Regions from separate parts of the Homo sapiens genome. Here region 2 is linked to region 1. The links are chromatin contacts, found by Hi-C or POLR2A ChIA-PET in ENCODE. All regions are on one chromosome and are shown on one strand. The core of a region is the stretch at or near the end of the contact, and the rest is flanking DNA. Distances in the headings are between cores, read along the strand shown.

Region 1 (3,786 bases), core at 1,212-3,711:
TCAGCTCCCACTTATAAGTGAGAACATGCGGTGTTTGGTTTTTTGTTCCTGTGTTAGTTTGCTGAGGATAATGGCTTCCAGCTTCATCAATGTCCCTGCAAAGGACATGATCTCATTCCTTTTTATGGCTGCATAGTATTCCATGGTGTATATGTGCCACATTTTTTTATCCAGTCTCATGGTCACTTCTTTAAGAAGAGTTTCTAAAAGTGTAATCTCTAGATCAAAGGATCTGCCATATGACTCAATACAGTTGAATATTTTCCCTGTGCTTTTTTGCCTTTTGAATTTCTTATATTGAAAATTATTTTCACGTCTTTTCTTAGAAAAGATATACTATTTCCCCTTTGTACTTGAGTAGGAAGCCATCATATCCAACCTCATCTTTATTGCGTGTGTGCTGGGCTTGGTCTAGGAAGAACAGAAGAGTCTTCAGCACAGCTTTCAGAGCCACCCAAGCTCCTTAACCTCTCAAAGCCCCAGTTTCGTTATCTCTACCTTATAGGGCTACTTTGAGGCCAAAATAGAATCATGTCTATCTAGCCCTCAGCATGATAGTTGAGTGGTCAAGAAATGTGAGCTCTCTGTATTACTATCATTCCCATTATGCCACCCATCAAGGGGCAAAGACAGATGTGGGCATAGGTTTGCATTAAAATAGACATCTGGGTTTCTAGGAAATGAAACCGTAAGCAGTTGTTTCCTTTGTAACAATAGCCCCATGGTTAATGCTTCATTAGAACTTTGACACAAAATGAGCCTAGGAGCTAACATTCGGATCTAGAATGTGTCTGATTTAAGTGACAAAATAATTTCAGAAAAAGGCCCTTGACGTCTTTTTCCGACTAAGTTTTGGCATACCTAATAACTCACACTTGCATCATACCACTTGCAAAGGACTTGAAAAATAGTCTATTATTTGAGCCTCACAGTGGCCCTGGAAGGCAACAGGGGAGGGATTCTAATGCCTATTTCATAGTCAGAGAAATTGAGTTTCAGAGGACTTTGATGACAGGCACAAGGCCCCCCCAACTAGTGACTGGGAGAGCCAGCGCTGACAAAGACTCTCCTTAATTCAACTTAATCAGGCTCTACTACACCCCTAGGCTTCGGCCTTTGGCTTCATGTCCATCTTTGCATTGCCCAGTTCAAGCAGGAATCCTGCTAAGTCATTTTATTGATAATCCACTCCTCTTGGTATGTGATCACCCTCAATATCTGATCAAATTCCTCATCTCCCACCATCCACAGGTGAGGTCTGATCACCCTGGCCTGTCTTCAGCAAGAATCCTGTCAGGTCGGTTTAGCCAGAATCCTTTTACCCTTGATGTTTCCTCTTAGTAATTTTCCATCCACTGACCCCCACTCTACTCCTTGGCCAGAAATCTTTACTGGTCTTTGGCTGTATTTGGAATTGAGCCCCTTTCTATACTGAGGTCTCTTTCTGCCGATTGCAATAGTCCTGATAGTATCTTTATCTACTGTCCAAATTTAGTTTTCTTTGACAGCACTCAAGCCCGGGGATTTCCCGTATTTTATTGCTATGAGCCTGCCCACACACTTTCATCCACACAGTCATTAAGACAACACCATATGCTGGAAAAAGCACAAAGTAACTTCAGTAATTCAGTGATTTGTTATGGCTTTAAAGCCAAAATTGTAGGCTGAAGAAATGAGATACATAGAAGCTATGTCCCCAATTCAAACATCTGCTCCTCCTCCCCACAGCACATATTTAATTCTTGTAGGAAGTTGAACAGAGCAAGCGTTGATTAATCTGAAATTGTGACATGCCCCCTTCATTAATGCCAATTGTGAAATATCAGGAAGCACTTTCCCCCAGCAAATAACCTAAGTACAGATTCTTCAATATTGCTCTTGCCAGCTGGTTTCAGTTGTTTCCACAAAGATTACAGATAACACTTTTTAAGGTTCTCTGAGCTGTTCTTACCATTTTTAGTCTTCTTCCAAAATGGAATGTAGAGGTCTGGTTGAAGAGAGCAGAGCATGAGAGGTGCCAAGATCAGCTTGAGATGGGCCCAATAGCATCAACTAAGAGAAAGAGAAGACATCAAAGTTTACATTTCAAAGACAGCACAATACTGTAGCTTAAAGACATGCTAGGATCATTGCTTTAAAATGCGTTTGAAACATCTATTTACAGTATTTACTTCCTCAAAGTTAGGTAGACTGGAGACATATTCCAGAAAACCATTTCTAACGTTACTGAAAGCCTAACTTTATCTTTGAAGAATTGACATTTTAGACTACCACATTTTTTATTTATATTCTAAAAAAAATTTTTGTGCATATGATTTCGGTTCCCTCTTCTCTCCTCCCCACTTCCTTATAACAGCACATACATCTACCTACTTAAATTATCTATATGTGTTCCAATGTTTAAAATACCTTTCTTGATGGCATGGAGTGATCCTATATCTGGAGTCTTCTGAGATGAAGTGATGGGAGGCAGGAAGTGTAGTCACAAAGACTACAGGCAGCCAGCCCTGGAGTTTCCAACTACAAAGATCAGGTCGGGGGATGGGGAGGAGCATGATTATTTAAGCCACCCCAGATATGGGCTTTGCAAAAGCACGGGGTTCCTCTTATTTCTATCACCACTATTGGGGCAACGTCTTGTCTAAATCCAAACAACTCTGTAGACCAAATTTCTTTCGTTTTTATAGCAGGGTTTCTCACCCTCAGCACTATTTACATTTTTGACCAGATAATTCTCTGTTGCACCATAGGATATTTGGTAGCACCCTTGCTCTATACCCACTAGATGCCAATAGCACTGCCCCCTTCCAGTTATGACAATCACAGATGTCTCCAGACATTGCAAATTATCCCCTAAGGGGCAAAAACACCCCGGGTTGAGAACCACTGTTCTATAGATATATTAGAGACATATCTAAATTTACCTTATTCTGTCTTAGACCCAGCTGGAAAGGATGCTGGTTTTTAAGCAGTGGCAAAGCTACCAGTTGGTTCACTCACTTTCCTCTAAAAAAGTTCAGCTGCATTTGCTTCTCAAAGTGTGGGCCCCAAGAGAATTGTTCCTTTCTTAACTGATTATTGGACATTTTGTAGATAGAGCCAAAATATGGTAGTTATGTTTAAAGTTCTTTAATCTACTTAGTCCACCTGGAGAGAATTTGGATGATGTAGAGTGTGGCACGGGGACTTCTGCAGATAATGATCAGGGTTAACATATACTGGGCTGAAAACTCAATGGTGCAATAGAGCAGCTCAAAAACCAGATACAGTAATAAGTGACATTTATTGAGGGTTTTTTATGAGCCAGACACTGTTTTAATGACTTTATATGTATTATCTCATTAAATACTAAAACTATATAAAATAGAGATCTTATTACCCATTTTTTACAAATACTGGAATTTATAACAGAAGAAATATTGGATTTGCCTCAAGTCACATAGCAAGTGATACCCACACAGGCAGTAAAAACCAAATGTCTCCTTATTAAACCACTCTGCTATGCAACGATATGTAAAAATCAATAGTTTTCTCATACATAAATAATTACTGATCCAAATTGGTAATAGAAGAAGAGGTCCCATTCAAATCAGTGAGATCTGAAATGCTTTGGAAGAAAACTGATGGGAAATGCACAAGAACTAAGGTGGTGGGGGGAGGATGGGGACTATAATGCTTTACCTGGCAGGTGCAAGCTTTCTCTTTGCCCCACCAGACCCACTGTCTCAGCCTTTTATCCTGTTCTGTGTCTCTGGAGGCTGAGCTATATGTGCTTCATCAGTAGCC
Region 2 (3,661 bases), core at 706-3,205, 83 kb before region 1:
GGGAGGCTGAGGCAGGAGAATTGCTTGAACCTGGGAGGCGGAGGTTGCAGTGAGCTGAGATCACACCACTGCACTCCAGCCTGGGCAACAGAGCAAGACTCCGTCTCAAAAAAAATTTATAATAATAATAAATTAAAAGGCAGATTAATTGGAGAAAAAGCATACAAATTTATTGTGCACATGGAGGAGAACCATAGAGTGATTACCAATCCCCGCAGTGGGGTACAGAAGCCTTGAGGTTACAGAAAGACTGGAGGCTTGGATCTTGGCAAAGAGATTATGGCATGGGGAGAAGAGGAGGCCTGGCTGGCAAAGGCGTTCTTGTTACATAGGAGAAATCTCAGAGGTAGCCGCTCTCAGACAGAATAGATAGTAAATGTTTCTTTCAGACCTTTAAAGGTATCAGACTCTCAGTTTTTCCTAGATATGGACAAGAGAGAGCCTCAGAGAAAGCCTGGCTGTATCAACGTAGTTTTTCTCTGCAGATGCAAATCTTCGCCACATGAGACAGTTTTGTAGGGCTGCTTCTGTTTGCGGGCCCTGTGAACAGCCATCTCAAAATATGTCAAAGAAATATATTTTGGGGTAAAATATGTTGATTCCTTCACTGGGCTTGAGGTGCCCCACTCCCAAGTTTGAGAGAAGAATCTGGGAGAGGTTTGGGAGATTTTTTTCTTTCTGGTTTTAATTGCACTCTGTTTCCTCCAGAGTTTACAGTTATTATTATTACTGTGTGATCTAATTATGTGCAAGCAACATAATCACAGAACTGATTATGCCTCTGAAAATTGGAAGGGAATATTTTGGGGGAAAAACCCAAATTGAGAAATGACTGAGTTTATAGCCAGTAACAGCTGTTGTTTTTAGGAAGTTAAATCGATTTCTTTTGCTCAAAGAGTTTCTACTTCCTGAAGAGATGTACCCTGTTTTCTATGGGTGCAAAGGCAGTCTGTGTACATCATGATACTCCATACGGGCCTGATGGCGCTCAAACAGAAGGCCAGGCCAGCAGGCATCAGAAGCTTTTCCTTTCCCCCAGTTTCCTGTTTCCAGATCGTATTCCAAAGCTATAATTTCTACTTACCTTGAAGACCTTCAGTTTTCCCTGTTTCCTTCCTCTACTCCCTGAGCCTCTCACTATGAGATCCCTAGAGTGTGGTTGTAACGGCCTCCTCTAGCGGGTGCCCAGGCCCCAGTCTGCTCTGCTCCACACTTCCCCCTAGGGGCAGTTCTCTGCCTGCGTCCATGCTACCCCCTGCTTCTAAACCTTCCAGCGATCCTCAACACCAGTCGCCTATAAAGTACAAGGGCCTTGCACTTTATAGTTGGCCTTCAGGGAGGGCACAGTTTGCAGCCAGTACTGCCTACCAGCACACTTCTGTTTCCTTCAGCTCACCAAAGCTTTAGCCATGAGAGTTTATCATTCCTTCCTCATCTTCCTGTCCACGCCTGTATTTCCAGATCATTCACACTGTGCCCTCTGCCAGGAATGCCTTAGTCTCATTTCCAACCTCACGGCCACCTTAGGAGACAGCTCTTGTGGCATAGATGTTAAGATGGAAGGTTCTGGAGTCAGGCTGCAGGATTTGTATACTAATTCTGCCCAGGGTGTGCAGCCTGTGCAGTCACATAAGAGCCACACTAAGGAGGGCTCCGGGCTTGGTTTTTTGCTCTGCTACCACCATCTTGAAATTCTTAATCATTTTTGAACCAGGGCACTGGACTTGCAAACTATGTAGCCAATTCTGCTTCTGACACTGACAAACTGTCTAACTATAAAATCAGGATGACAGTGAAGGCTTAGAACAGGGTCAGGCACTTTGGAAGCGGTCAGTGAATGGGAGCTATCATTATCCCCATCTTACACACCAGGAAAGAGGCTCAGTGAGTTGCTCCACACCCCACAGCTGTCACGTGACAGAAACGGTGACGTGGCTTACTTTCACTTCCCACGCCGATGTGAACTTTCCTACGTAGCCCTGACTCTTTGTAGCACGTGGTCATGTCTGCTCTCAGTGTATTATGTGGCAGTATTTAAAGGCTGCTCATACTGCCTTTGTTCCTTTAGAAGTAAGCAAAGCACAGAGTTAGTATTTCTCACACTTGAAAAATGAGAACAGTAAATCAGTGACTGCCTTAAACATCCAAATCCAATTATGACCTTTGCTGAGACAAAGATGCTGGCATCAGAGTCTGGAGTCTGGGGCTCTGTGAACCCACACACCATGCCTGTCCCTCTTCAGTCTGGAGCCAGAATCCTCCCTTTCCCACAAAAGACAAAAGATGCTAACAGATGCACGCTGGTTTCCGGAGGAAAAGGCCACTTCTGTGAGCCAGTGGGAAGACGGGAAGTCTTTCCTGCAGGAAGGGGGTAGGTAGCTCAGGATACTAGCAGGAGATGCTTTTAATTGTTCTGCAACAGTGACAGCTCAGCATCGTGATTCCTGGTGGTGCTGGGGTGCAGTACTATTGTTAATGTCAGCTCCCATTCATTCATTCCTCTATTTTCACACTCACACATTCTGAATGCAGTTATTATGCTGTGGTCTTGGGGAAGGAGCTGTGCTAGTGGAAAGTGATGCAAAGTGAAAAGAATATTCTTGCCACTTGGGGATTAGGGAGAAAACCAGCAAGTATGCAAAGATTCACAACCATCTGGTGAGTGCCTAAAGCCAGATATTATCAGAACTCGGGTAAAACCAGAGGCCTAGAAAAGGCAGGAAAAACATGGCTCCCTCAAGAGGTGAAATTTGAGCTGAGATTTGAGGGATAAGGAGATCTGATTGCCAGTCCCGTTGAATTCATTTCCTATCCCTGTAGTAGCAAAGGACCACAGATCCAGCAGCTTAAACAACACAAATTGATCATCTTAAAGTTCTGGAGGTCAGAAGTCTCACTGGGCCAAAATCAACGTACCTGGTAGGCTACATCTTTTCATGGAGGTTCTGGGGGAGAAGCTGCTTCCCTGCCTTTCCAGCTTCTAGAGGCCTTCTAGATTCCTTGCTTCCTCCATCTTCAAAGCTGGCAATGTCACATCTCTCTGACCAGTCCTGCATAGTCACATTTCCCCCTGACTCTCCTCTTGAGCTGCCCTCCTTCACTTTTAAGGGCCCTTGTCACTACACTAGGCCCACCCGGATAATCTAGGATGATCTCCCTACTTGGAGGTCACCTGACTAGCAATATTAAATCCGTCTGCAGTCAAAATTCCCTTTTGCCATGTAACCAAATATTCATAGGTTCCAGGGATTAGGATGCAGACATGTTTTGGGGCTGCTACTCTGCCTGCTATGCTCATTTTGTAGATTACTTGCTGTGTGCCCCTGAGCAATTTTGTCCAGTCTCTCTGAGCCTGAGGCTTCTTGTCTGTAAAAAGTAGAAATAAGACCCGCCCTGCCCATCTCACCTGAGAATGTAATGAGATAGTGTTTGTAAAAATGCTTTAATAATGGCAAAGGTCTCTGTCAGCATAGATGTTCCTATGAGGGGGAAGGGCAGGGGATAACATCCTGAGTGTCTGCTGCATTCTAGGTAGGTACTAGGAGATGGTTTATCCCAGATGGCGCATACCTCTTCCCAATTCCACATTCAGAGCTGTCACACTGGTGTCTTGAGATCTGCCATGGTGACAGTATTTACACCATGGAAATACTCCAAATCA

What was found. Hi-C counts contacts between places; a loop is a spot of excess contacts on that map. ChIA-PET counts read pairs that join two places held with the same protein, here RNA polymerase II (POLR2A). Pooled maps may share reads with other maps.
Region 2: a pooled map shows a loop between it and region 1 (3-fold over the local background). The contact joins the enhancer-like site here to the promoter of TLR7 in region 1. A Hi-C loop is called at or near these places in 1 of 168 maps with a recorded cell type or tissue (OCI-LY7), 1 of 37 single-sample maps with no recorded cell type and 2 of 50 pooled maps. POLR2A ChIA-PET finds 5 or more read pairs at or near these places in 2 of 52 experiments (OCI-LY7 and T-cell).

What each region holds. Positions count from the first base shown.
Region 1 is chrX:12,865,747-12,869,532 of GRCh38, reverse strand. TLR7 (toll like receptor 7) reads right to left here and starts at 2,461. Exons shown (of 3, transcript NM_016562.4): 1 at 2,410-2,461; 2 at 1,952-2,052. The coding sequence starts at 1,954. RefSeq lists enhancers at 1,414-1,533, 1,554-1,623.
Region 2 is chrX:12,948,610-12,952,270 of GRCh38, reverse strand. No RefSeq gene overlaps it. Among named protein-coding and RNA genes, the nearest start is that of TLR8-AS1, 7.1 kb to the right of the region's middle. RefSeq lists enhancers at 907-1,136, 1,067-1,361, 1,767-2,061 and cis regulatory regions at 990-1,419, 1,689-2,101. Within about 2 kb of position 1,955, at least 31 of the 41 ENCODE cell types and tissues checked have a DNase peak (open chromatin) inside an H3K27ac peak, as active enhancers do; they include OCI-LY7, where a contact is called at or near this core.